Regions from separate parts of the Homo sapiens genome. Here region 1 is linked to region 2. Evidence: chromatin contacts called from ENCODE Hi-C or POLR2A ChIA-PET data. All regions are on one chromosome and are shown on one strand. Each heading gives the region's core, a stretch centred on a gene start or an enhancer-like site at or near the end of the contact. The rest is flanking DNA. Distances are from core to core; before and after follow the strand shown.

Region 1 (6,675 bases), core at 359-2,858, 63 kb after region 2:
CAAACTCCATCTGAGCATCTACTTCTAGAGAACCTATTTGTGGTACACAGAATAATGGCCCCTCAAAGTTGTCCACATCTGAATTTCAGAAACCTGTAAATATGTTACCTGACATGGCAAAAAGGATTTTTCAGATGTGACTAAATTAAGAATCTTGATATGTGAATATTATCATGAATTATCTGGTGGCCCCAATGTAGTTATAAGGGTTCTTCTTAGAGGGAGAGAGAAGTTTCAGAGTCAGAAAAGTAGATATAGCAAAAGAAGAAGGGGTCAGAGTCAGAGAGAGATTTAAAGATGTTAATCTACCAGGTTCTTGTTTTGGTTTTTAAAATAAATTTTATTGTGTGTATTTATTTGTTATACAACAAATACAACAACATGTATACAACATGATGTTATGGGATACATATAGGTAGTAAAATCATTACTATAGTGAGGCAAGTTAACATATACATCATCTCACATAGTTATCCTTCAATTAATTAATTAATTTTTTTGTGGCAAGAGCAGGTTAAATCTACTTATTTTGCAGATGGAGGAAGAGGCCAGGAGCTAAGGAATCCAGGCCATCTCTAGAAGATGGAAAAGACAAGGAAGCAGAGTCATCCCTAGAGGGATCCAGAGGGAACATGGCCCTGCTGACAACTTAATTTCAGTCGAGTGAAACTTATTTGGGACTTCTGACTTCAGAACTGTAAAATTATAAATTTGTCTTGTCTTAAACCACTAAATAGATTTGTTACAGAGAAAATAGGAAACTAATTCACCGTCCAACAGCACATTTTGTTCAATCTGATATCATTTTGGTTAAAAATGTTTTTCACAGGAAAAAATACTGGGAGAATATACATTGAAGGATGTATAATATTTATTACTGGGTAAGATTTTGCTCATGTCGTTTTCTAGATTATCTATAATAAATGTATTTTTCTACAACAAATAAATTTGTAAAGAAGGAAGTGAATGGTTTCCATGAACTTTGGTCAAAATACTCAAAAGTAATGATGGAATATATGTACTCTATATCTTTTCTAAAGGAAAACTGAGAGAACACTATTAATTATCATGATAGAATAATCCTTTAGAGAGAGAACATGAGATCAGATTAGCTCAAATGGATGAAATAGCAACACGGTACATGCTGAATTAAGTTATTTATAAACATTGTTTATTTAGATTGTTCCTGTATTGATGGTGGTATTCACTTTGTTGTCATTCTCTCTTTTCTTTTTTCACTGTTAACAATGCTACGATAAATATCCTTGCACTGAGATCTTTATCTACTCTCTCCTTAACACTTTTAGGATAGATTCTTAAGAGATTAATTCTGCCTAAATAATTTATATGTTTTAATTTCTAATAAGCGTCATCAGATTGCTCTTCAAAGGTGCCATTACTATTCAAATTTCCAGTAGTAATGCATAGGAATACCCAGTCCCCACAGTGCCCTTTTAGATTTTTATAGATTGACACAAATGACATGACTAGGGCTTAGGGACCAGCCAGAAACTTGCTGCAAAGGTGACTTGAAACTTAACCCAAGATTGTTGGCTAAGAAGGTTTATATGTTCTCTGTTTCTGATCAAGGTTGATCCTGAGATCAGGAGTTTGGGCTGCGACTGCTGGGAACTAGCCTGAGTCATACACTGGGCCAACATTCCAGTGTTATCTTCAGTTAGTTTCCTTAGTCATACTCCAACCACATTGAGACATACTCTCCTTGTCCTTTAATTGTTTATAATTTAATTTTCTTCTGCTTGAAATTTTGTCCATTATAAGCTATTTTCATATTTGTGAGAAAATGAAATCACAGAATTTCAAAATTTTGGGGACGAAGATATACAACCTTCCACCAAATCCAGTTTTCTGGTAAGCATTTACTGCTCTTATCCTTTAAGATCTAAACTTAAAACTGTATTTTCTCGGAAGCCTTTCCTCATTCTTTCAGCTGCTGTCATTCTTGCCTCTATTCAAATCTATGATGCTTCATTTGCACTTTTTGTTTTTTTGGCAATTTATTACAGTAAGTACTTTGAAATTTAGTGGTCTAGCCTGTTTGTGTAGCTAGAAAGGAATACTTGAGGCTGGGTAATTTATGAAGAAAAAAGGTTTATTTGGCTTACAGTTCTGCAGGCTGTACAGGAAGGATGGCATCAGCATCTGCTTCTAGTGAGGGCTTCTGGAAGCTTCGACTCAGGATAGAAGTTGAAGGGGAGCTGGCATGTAGAGATCACATGGTGGAAAGTAAGAGAGAAGGAAAAAGAATAGGGAGGGAGGTGGCAGACTTTTAAACAATTAGATCTCTGGGAACTATTAGAACTGAGGAGAACTCACTCATTACCACTGAGATGGGACTAAACCATTCATGAGGGATTTGCCCCATGACCCAAACACCTTACACTAGGTCCCACCTTCAACATCGGGGATCAATTTAGATGTGAGATGGAGGGGACAATTGTCCAAACTATGTAAGTTTGTTATTTTTCCTAAAACAGTATCTTATAATAAATAGGAATATAAGTGTGTGTTAAAATATAAGCCTGTTAATTTTACAAATGTGAAACGATTTGCAGTTATGGCAAACAAACAAAACAACTGAATCTCATTAGTATGCATGAGATTCAGGCTTTGAGAAGTTTTCTTTGATGAAAAACAAAGGCAGAGAAAGCCATCATAACTATATCCTGCAGAAGCAGGGGTACATTTATCTGGTCAGAAATTGCAATAATTTTTAATTGTTGTAAATTTTTGCTAGCAAATTAGATTTGCCAGCATAGGCTATAACAATTTGTTATAGGTTGAATTGTGTCCCTCAAAAAGATATGTCAAATCTTAATTTTCAGTACCATAATGTTACATTTTTGTAAATAGGGTTATTGCAGATGTAATTAAGTTGAGCTTGGGTTCCACTAGAGTAAGGCAGGCTCTTAATTTAATATAATTGGTGTTCTTATAAGAAAGAATAGACATAGAGACAGAGATGCACAGGGATAACACCATGTAATGACAGAGGGAGAGACTGCAGTGACACACCTACAGGCAAAGGAACATCAAGGGCTGCCAATATCTTAGTCCATTTTCTGTTGCTTATAAAAATATCAGAAACTAGATAATTTATTTTAAAAAAGGATTCAATTTCTTAAAAATAGGGAGGCTATTTTCACAGTATTGATTCTTCCTATCCATGAGCACAGAATGTTTTTCCATTTGTTTGTGTCTTCTCTTATTTCCTTGAGCAGTGATTTGTAGTTCTCCTTGAAGAGGCCCTTTACATTGCTTGTAAGTTGTATTCCTAGGTATTTTATTCTCTTAGTAGCAATTGTGAATGGGAGCTCATTCATGATTTGGCTCTTTGTTTGTCTGTTATTGGTGTATAGGAATGCTTGTTATTTTTGCACTTTGATTTTGTATCCTGAGACTTTGCTGAGGGTGCTTATCAGCTTAAGGAGATTTTGGGCTGAGACAATAGGGTTTTCTAAATATACAATCATGTCATCTGCAAACAGAGACAATTTGACTTCCTCTCTTCCTATTTGAATACCGTTTATACTGCCCAAAGTAATTTATAGATTCAATGCTATCCCCATCAAGCTACCACTGACTTTCTTCACAGACTTGGAAAAAACTACTTTAAACTTCATATGGAACCAAAAAAGAGCCTGCATAGCCAAGACAGTCCTAAGCAAAAAGAAGAAAGCTGCAGGCATCACACTACCTGACATCAAACTATACTACAAGGCGACAGTAACCAAAGCAGCATAGTTCTGGTACGAAAACAGATATATAGACCAATGGAACAGAACAGAGCCCTCAGAAATAACACCACACATCTACAACCATCTGATCTTTGACAAACCTGACACAAACAAGCAATGGGGAAAAGATTCCCTATTTAATAAATGGTGTTGGAAAAACTGGCTAGCCCTATGCAGAAAACTGAAACTGGACCCCTTCCTTACACCTTACACAAAAATCAACTCAAGATGGATTAAAGACTTAAATGTAAGACCTAAAACCATAAAAATCCTAGAAGAAAACTTGGGCAATACCATTCAAGACATAGGCATGGGCAAAGACTTCATGTCTAAAACACCAAAAGCAATGGCAACAAAAGCCAAAAATTGACAAATGGGACCTCATTAAACTAAAGAGCTTCTGCACAGCAAAAGAAACTATCATCAGAATGAACAGGCAACCTACAGAATGGGGGAAAATGTTTGCAATCTATTCATCTGACAAAGGGCTAATATCAGAGTCTACAAAGAACTTAAACACATTTACAAGAAAAAAAAACCATCAAAAAGTGGGTGAAGGATATGAACAGACACTTCTCAAAAGAAGACATTTATGCAGCCAACAAACATATGAATAAAAGCTCATTATCACTGGTCATTAGAGGAATGCAGATCAAAAGCTCAATGAGATACCATCTCTCACCAGTTAGATGGCTATTATTAATAAGTCAGGAAACAACAGTTGCTGGAGAGGATGCAGAGAAAAAGAACACTTTTACACTCTTGATGGGAGTGTAAATCAGTTCAACCATTGTGGAAGACAGTGTGGCAATTCCTCAAGGATCTAGAACTAGAAATACCATTTGACCCAGCAATTCCATTACTAGGTATATACCCAAAGGGTTATAAATCATTCTACTATAAAGACACATGCACACATATGTTTATTGTTGCACTATTCACAATAGCAAAGACTTGGAACCAACCGAAATGTCCATCAGTGATAGACTGGATAAAGAAAATGTGGCACATATACACCATGGAATACTATGCAGCCATAAAAAGGGATGAGTTCATGTCTTGCAGGGACATGGATGAAGCTGGAAACCATCATTCTTGGTAAACTATCACAAGAACAGAAAACCAAATACCACGTGTTCTCACTCATAAGTGGGAGTTGAACAATGAGAACGCATGGACACAGGCAGGGGAACGTCACACACTGGGGCCTGTCAGCGGGTGGGGGGTGTTAGGAGAGGGTTAGCATTAGGAGAAATATCTAATACAGGTGATGGGTTGATGGGTGCAGCAAACCACCATGGCATATGTATACCTATGTAATGAAACTGCACATTCTGCATGTGTACCCCAGAATTTAAAGCAAAAAAAAAAAAAAAAAGGCTAAAAAGTCCGGGCTGGGTGCTGTGGCTTACGCCTGTTATCCCAGCACTTTGGGAGGCTGAGGCAAGCAGATCACCTGAGGTTGGGAGCTCAAGATCAGCCTGGCCAATGTGGTGAAACCTTGTCTCTACTAAAACTACAAAAATTAGCCAGGCGTGATAGCGCGCACCTGTAATCCCAGATACTCAAGAGGCTGAGGCAGCGGAATCGCTTGAACCCAGGAGGTGGAGGTTGCAGTGAGCCGACATTAGGCCACTGCACTGCAGTCTGGGTGATAGAGGGGGACTCTGTCTCAAAAAAAAAAAAAAAAAAAACCCAGCATTGGGGGACTGCATCTTGTGAGAGTCTTCTTGCTAGTGGGGATTCTTTGTAGATTCCTAAGACAGCTCAGGGCATCATACGGTGAGGGGGCCGAACATGCTAATGTGTTTGCTCAGGTCTCTATTCCTCTTTTTATAATGCCACCAGTTTCACTTCCTTGAAAATCCATTAATACATTAACCCATTAATACATTAATCCTTGAACAGATTAATTCATTCATGAGGGCAGAGCCCTTATGACCAATTACCTCCTCAAGGCTCCACAACTCTATACTGCCACCTTGGGGATTAAGTTTTGACGTGAGCTTTGGAGGGAACAAACATTCAAACCATAGCAGCCAGCAACCACCAGAAGCTAGGAGAAAAGCGCAGAATCAGTTCTCTCCCTCCAGGGGAAACCAACCCTGTCAACACCTTAATTTTGGACTTACAGGATTCAGAACTGTGAGAGATTAAATTTGGCTTTTGAGGTCCTCCAGTTTCTAGTAATTTGTTACACAGCCTGGAATTCTGATACACCATTGTTCTCCATTATCCATTTATCTCAGTAAAAGTTTTAAATTCAACGCCTTTAAAAAGCTGGGTTGCAACTGGTATTTGAGAAAAGTTGAGAAGGTGAAACTATTATTTATGACTGCCTCTTCCAGCAGTGAGGAGAGAAGCCCCCTGAAGAGCCATGAGGAAAGTAGAACACAGACAAGTGTAGTATGTCCAGGCAAGAGGTGTATACAATGCCAGGTAGGAAAATAAGAGAGATAAAGCAGGGCATGAAGTCTAAGGTTCATGTAAATAATCAGCAACCAGGTGAACTAAAAAAATTGAAGCAGAAGTAAGATGTGGGTTGGTTAAAAGTATGGGTGAATCAGAGCTCTTCATCATTTAAGGAGCAAGTCAAAGTAACATGAGAATAGAAACTCAGAGTCAGAGTAATGAAGAAAGGAAAGGAATAACCCTGAAGCTGATGCTGTTTGCTCCCCTATACCCTCCCTTCCTTTATTCCTGTCTCAGATATTTCAGTTGTGAATAACTTTTGCCTAGAGGCCTATATGTTCTAGAGTCTAAAAACAAATAGCTGACTACTGTGGAGTCAACAGAATAGGGTGCACACACAATTTTCTGGCAGAGGTATTTCTTATATTGATCACTTAAACCAGTCTCTTCATAAAATATTAACATTACAAGCCTTGGTTAGAGTATGTTAACTGCTAAGAGCCTG
Region 2 (6,708 bases), core at 664-3,163:
CTGTCAGGTCTAAAGGAAATCATCTATATTCAAATTCCTGCTCTACTTCATATCATCAATATGATCTCAGGCAAATTGCTTAACCTTTCTGAAACACAGTGTCTTTAATAACAGTACCTATGTCATAGGTCTTTGTGATGATTAAATAATATACGTAAAAACTACCTAACGCATGGAAAAAAATGCAATGAATGTTAACTTTAGTTATTATTATTACTATCTTTTTTCAATATCCTTCCCATCATCCCCTCTGCCACTGGCCCAGATCATCATCAACTCTCACCTAAATTACTGTAATTGCCTCTTAACTAAACATCTTTCCTCTAATCTTGCATTCGCCAATATATTCTCTACCTAGGAGCAAAGTTTTTTGAACTCAAAGTAAATCATGTCTTTCTCCTGCTAAAACCTACTAAAGACTTCCCATAGCTTTTAGAGTAATATCCAAATTCCTCAACATGCACATAAGGACTGCTTTTTACCTCAAAGGAAGGTACAGCACAGTCTGTTATCCCGTAAGTTCCAGCTCAACTTTCGTGATCTGTCAGAACCAAAAGCTCTCTCATGTTCACACATCACAATGCTAATATCACACCTATTAATTTTAATTGGAGATCAGGTGATTGATCTGTCAGACCCCACAGAAATGTGATTATCTTTAGTTCCGGGACTATATTTATTCATCTTTGTACCTCAGAAACTTACTCCAATGTTTCACACACGAATTTGATAATTGTTCGCTAAATAAGTACTGAATAAGAATAACTTATTGAAATATTCAATCTCAAATGTTATGACAAAGATAAAAACCATACCTAAACCAGTTCTCATAAATAAACTCAACACTTAAAAACTGCATTCCTTTTAGTAGGAAAAAGCATTCTGAGTTATAGAAATTCTTACCTGAATATATTTCTTGCTATAATTGTAACCTGGCTGTAGGGATCCGAAATCTACTTTATGTAATTTACTCAGCGGCTGAACTTCAGGCACCCCATTGACTTCCTTTATTAATTCAAGTGGCATATCAGTTCTGCTTCACACTGATGTCCAAAGCAAATTCAACTAGGGAATCTGACAACTTGCTGCTGAAAATACAAAACCAGTGTTTTACCCAAAATGAAGTCAATAATTTGCTTTAAGTCTCTTTGACTTAGTTATGCTTTTCCTTATTATAGTTAACACGGTTCGGGGTTGGGGGGTGACAGGAGGATGGATTATTTTACAATTTTATTGCAAAGATCAATACAAAACATTCTTCCAAGGAACTGAAACTTAACCATTTTCTACTTAGCTGCGTAAAGTACCTCCAAAAAGCCAGTTTTAAGATCTGTAACGTCACTAACAAACGCTTTTAACATTGTGCTTTAAAATGTAAAATTTATTGGGGAAGAGGGAGGCTGAAAAATCGTGTTTTTTTTTAACCCCCACGGGAGCTGTAATATTGTATAGACAAACTGTGCACCAAAAGCATCGTACTCCAACATGTTTCTGTGGCCCCCTCCCTTCACCCGCTAAATAAATGAAGAAACAAAAATTACTGAACTGAGATTAACTTCTGCATCGTAGGCTCAACCTTATTTCACAGACCTCTTGACGGGGACACTCACTAGTGTCGATATCTAATTTTAATGTTTGCGCACCAACCTTCCCCCAAGCCACCTGAGCTCTGTGAGGGCGGGGACTTGGACTTAACTCCTGTCTGCTTCTCCCAAAACACCAAGAAAGATGCTGAACACAGCAGGCTCGAGATAAACACTCGTAAGAAAGCGTTTCTCTGCGATAATTACATCAAATTTTGATCTAAACTAATTCAATCCCGGGCCCGTTACGTCTGGCACCCACTCAAATGAACACACCAAACCTTACAAATTTCACTCACCCGTACTCTAGAAAGAACCCTAGGAAGAGTTTAGGCGGGCGCGCAGGTGACGTCACACGCACGCTGACGGTTCAGCTCCACGCATGCGTGCAGGATCCCTGGGCATAGTCGCTTGTTCTCCGCCCGCGGTGGACCAGCTGCGTAACGGTTCACACACTGATGGCGCCTGGAGGTTTGGCGAAATACTGACAGGATGCGACGTCAACGGGAGCGCAGGGCCAAGGTACAGGCCCCGCCCAGTCCGGTCACATCCCCCGGAATTCTCGCAGCTCCCCTTAGCTCCGCCCCCAGTGACTTTCCAGCTTTCGTGGCGGGAGGCAAGCTTAGGGGAAGCGGGCGGGTCCGCTGGGCGGGATTTGAGCTTCCCTTTGGTAGATTCGAAGCTCCTGTAGGCAGAGCCTTTCTTTTAATGTCCAGTTCTCTTCCTCCAAGAAATAGGCACCTACTGCAGTCTTTACAAGGAAGCATTTACAAGGATAACAATGTTATTTGGGAGTTTTTATAGTAATTTCGGGCATTGGCATAATGCCACCATTGAGTCTTGCTATTTACAGACAGATTTGATTAACCTTGTCATTGTTTTATAGGGCCATGATTTTGTGGTATAATTAATATTTATTATAATTTATTTTATAGGTTTATTATAGTTTATTTAATATTTATTATAACTTATAATTGATAAATATTATAATTTATCATTTATAATGATAAATTGTTAAACATGAATTCTCTGCTAATTCCAGATATATGCCTTCAATCATTTAAGTGAAATCATCCTAGTGTGAAACTAAATGTAATAAAGAATTACATGAATATTTCCAAGGCTAATTTGAACTAAAATATCTTCTTTATATACATATTTGCAGGAGGATATAGCTAACTTTTTTTTTTTTTTTGAGACGGAATCTCGCTCTGTCACCAGGCTGGAGTGCAATGGCGCAATCTCGGCTAACTGCAACCCCCACCTCCCGGGTTCAAGCAATTCTTCTGCCTCAGCCTCCCTAGTAGCTGGGATTACAGGCGCAGGCCACCATGCCTGGCTAATTTTTGTATTTGTTTAGTAGAGACGGGGTTTCCCATTTTGGCCAGGCTGGTCTCGAACTCCTGACCTTGTGATCCGCCCACCTTGGCCTCCCAAAGTGCTGGGATTACAGACATGAGCCACTGTGCCCAGCCAGCTATGTTTGAAGTGCCTTTTTAATCAACAGGAAGCATTCAGTATTAGCCCATCTCCTGTTTCCCCTCCCCATCCCTGTAGTTATATCCCACGCAGAAGCCGGGGTGACAAGTGCATGAACTCAGGAGCTGTCCATTTGAGGAAAACTATAGGGAAGGTTTAGATGCTATCCTCCTTCCATCTCTGGCTGCATCCGGCTGAGAAATACTATTCCTCCTTTTTATGTGAAGCCCTCCACATGGGCTTTGGACCCTGACCAATTTCATCTCCCTTCCATCATCATCAATATATTTTCTCTTAATGTATTTTAAGCTTTCCTTCTTTTATTCATTCTTTCCCGTCACCATTTAAACACATTCTCCCAGGCTCTTGCTCTGTCGCCCAGGCTGAAGTGCAGTGGCGAGATCATAGCTCGCTGCAGCCTGGAACTCCTGGGCTCAAGCTATCCTCTGGCCTCAGCCTTCTAAGTAGCTGGGACTACAGGCACAGGCCACCACACCCGGCTAATTTTTTAAAAAAATTTTGTGGAGACGAGTTCTCACTATGTTGCCCAGTCAGTCTCACACTCCTCTGTGGGTACTAAATATTTGTTGAATGAACAAATGCTGAGGAAAACTGTTTATCTTACTTCTGACTTCCACCCCTCCATCCCACCCCTGCCCCCCACCACCCCATTACACTTAAACTGCCCTTAGAAAAACCACTGAAGAACTCTTTATTGCTAACCCAAAAGGACATTTTTAGTCTCATATTTTTGAAAACATTCTTTGTGCTACAACATGGTCCTAGTTTTCCTCTTACCTTCTACCAACTGAATCTTTTAAAATTTCTCATAATCTGTTTAGCCTGTAAGTATCCATGTTCTGTAGAATGTGATGAAGATGTCTAATAGAGGTATACGTAAGTCCTTTTATTTTGTTAAAGTGGTTGTTCTCAGTTCCTGTGGGACACAACACTTCCTACACGTTCAAGTAACTTCCAATCTTATTTCTTCTGCATAATCTCCCAATTAGTGGCAGAGGCTCCAGAGCCTGTAATGCTTTCCCTCACATTAGCAATTAATTTCCACAAATGAAGAAAATTGCTCATGAATATACAGTACAATTTAAGATAATAAGAGAGGAAAAAAAGAGATTGAATCAACTGAATAAGGCAATGAAGACATATTAATGCCAAAACAATCCATTACTATTGTTCTATGCCTGTTGAAGCAGCATAAAAAAGCTACTCTAAGGCTAACAATTAATGTAATTGTTATTAGAAGTTATGACTTTTAAAGGTTCAATGAAAAAAGTTTTTATATAAAATCTGCAATGTAAAAATGTTCATTTTAAGAAAAGTTAAAATTAAATTTTCATTAATAAATAATGAAGACTAAAAGCAAAATGGGTAATTTTTAAGTGATGTATAAATATAAGGATTCAGTATAGTTATCATAAATAAATCAAACGTGAAAGAAATTAGTCTGCAAATTTCTGACACATCTTCCCTCTCATAGCATTTTCATATTATCCTTTACTATTTACTTGTTAATGTCTACATGTAAAATTGAATTGCCTAACATGTCCAGCACTTCAAATTCATTTCCTTTGCATTAATTGTGGGGTGATTAACCCATTCCTGTTTGCAGTCCATCTGTCCTGCAAGCTGTTATCATCAGGTTGCATCTCTAGAGCCTGACAATATCATCTTCTTACTCCTGAGATTTTCTAGGAATAATAGCTAGGCTACATTAGTTGGAGTTCATTTCCTTGTGTCTAATATTCTTTCTGCCCAATCCTAATGAACATCTAAATGGATTTGTAAAATCCTATTTCAATAAAGCATCAAATTTTTATATTGTTATGTAGCTGAGCCAGGAGATAAATCAAACATAATTTTTTCTCAAATGTATGTTTAAGTTACAAATTTAAATGGTAAAGCATGTAATCACTCAGTGCATACTAGGAAGCAAAATAAAGATATTTTTAAAACATAATATTAGGTACCACAAATTGAGAAAACATTATTATCCATTGAAGAGGTCTCTCAAAAGCTTTTGTACTTTAATAATAAATCTTTTTAATTTATTATTTAAAATATCCTAGGCCAGGCACAGTGGCTCACACCTGTAATCCCAGCACTTTGGGACGCCGAACCAGGCAGATCACAAGATCAGGAGTTCGAGACCAACCTGGCCAACATAGTGAAAACCTGTCTCTACAGAAAATACAAAAAATTAGCCAGGTGTGGTGGCGGGCACCTGTAATCCCAGCTACTCGGGAGGCTGAGACAGGACAATCACTTGAACCCAGGAGGTGGAGGTTGCAGTGAGCTGAGATCACACCATTGCACTCCAGCCCGGGAAACAGTGCGAGACTCCGTCTCAAAAAAAAAAAAAAAAAATCCTCATCAGTTAAAAAATTGTCTTTCCTTCAGTTGCTACTCATTTTAAGAATTGTTGGGCCAGGTATGGTGGCTCTCGCCTATAATCCCAGCACTTTGGGAGACCGAGGCGGGTGGATTACCTGAGGTCAGGAGTTCAAGACCAGCCTGGCCAACATGGTGAATCCCCATCTCTACTAAAAATACGAAAAAAATTAGCTGGGCCTGGTGGCACACCCCTGTAATCCCAGCTACTCTGGAGGCTGAGGCAGGAAAATTGGTTGAGCCCAGGAGGCAGAGGTTACTGTGAGTCGAGATCGTGCCACTGCACTCCAGCCTGGCCGACAGAGCAAGATTCTGTCTCAAAAAAAAAAAAAAAAAGAATTGTCCAAGGAAAAAAATAACCTATATTCAAATTTTAATTATAAACTATAAGTAGGTCAATATATTATACTGTATTGATCCATATGAATGAATTACAAATACGAACTTTCTCTTGTTGAAAGACTATAAGAAATGTATGACTTCCCAAAAAATATAAATAAATGTTTCCTCATATAACTCATGTATAACATTTTCTCTTTCTTTCTTTCTTTCTTTCTTTTTTTTTTTTTTTGAGACAGGGTCTTACTCTGTTGCCCTGGCTGGCATACAGTAGGAAGATCCTAGCTCTCACTGTATCCTCGGTCTCCCAGACTCAAGCGATCCTCCCACTTCAGCCTCTTGAGTAGCTGGGACTATAGGCAGGCAACACTGTGCTCCGCTAATTATTTTTAGCAGACGTGAAGTCTCACTGTGCTTCCCAGGCTGGTCACAAACTTCGGGTTCAAGTGACCCTCCCACCTTGGCCTCCCAAAATGCTGGGATTACAGACGTGAGCCACCATTTCTGATAACATGTTTTTAATATGTTTAAAAAAAGGCAATATGTAAACTTAATGAATATTCAGGGAACATTTACCAAGTATCTGAAATTGAGCAGGGCCATCTAACAATAAGTTAAACACAACCAGGCATGGCCCTGGCTGATTTGGATCTTGCAGTGGAGACAGAATATCTTTTTAAAATTCAGATAAACCAATGCAAAATTTCGATTATGATGTGAGATACAGAGAATAGTCATGGTGCTAGGAAAGTATATAATGGAAGAAGCTGACCTAGATAGAAAGGTCACATTAGGTCTTCCTGAGAAGTAAGAATTAAGCAGAGATGAAAATACAGCAATATAATCAAGGCAAATTTTAGTTACCTGTAGTACATTTCAGTCCTATAAAAATATATGGCTT

Evidence for each region. Hi-C counts contacts between places; a loop is a spot of excess contacts on that map. ChIA-PET counts read pairs that join two places held with the same protein, here RNA polymerase II (POLR2A). Pooled maps may share reads with other maps.
Region 1: a loop to region 2 is called in a map of PC-9, with 9 times the contacts of the local background. The contact joins the enhancer-like site here to the promoter of POT1 in region 2. A Hi-C loop is called at or near these places in 7 of 168 maps with a recorded cell type or tissue (Caco-2, Calu3, IMR-90 and 4 more) and 5 of 50 pooled maps. POLR2A ChIA-PET finds 5 or more read pairs at or near these places in 4 of 52 experiments (A549, AG04450, PC-9 and 1 more).

What each region holds. Positions count from the first base shown.
Region 1 is chr7:124,991,328-124,998,002 of GRCh38, forward strand. The region is part of intron 2 of POT1-AS1 (POT1 antisense RNA 1); the gene reads left to right. Among named protein-coding and RNA genes, the nearest start is that of POT1-AS1, 65 kb to the left of the region's middle. Within about 2 kb of position 1,609, at least 3 of the 41 ENCODE cell types and tissues checked have a DNase peak (open chromatin) inside an H3K27ac peak, as active enhancers do; they include PC-9 and ascending aorta, where a contact is called at or near this core.
Region 2 is chr7:124,927,912-124,934,619 of GRCh38, forward strand. POT1 (protection of telomeres 1) reads right to left here and starts at 1,914. Exons shown (of 19, transcript NM_015450.3): 1 at 1,883-1,914; 2 at 904-1,088. It overlaps POT1-AS1 (POT1 antisense RNA 1), which reads left to right and starts at 1,962. Exons shown (of 8, transcript NR_125719.1): 1 at 1,962-2,105. RefSeq lists enhancers at 1,850-2,149, 1,904-2,198.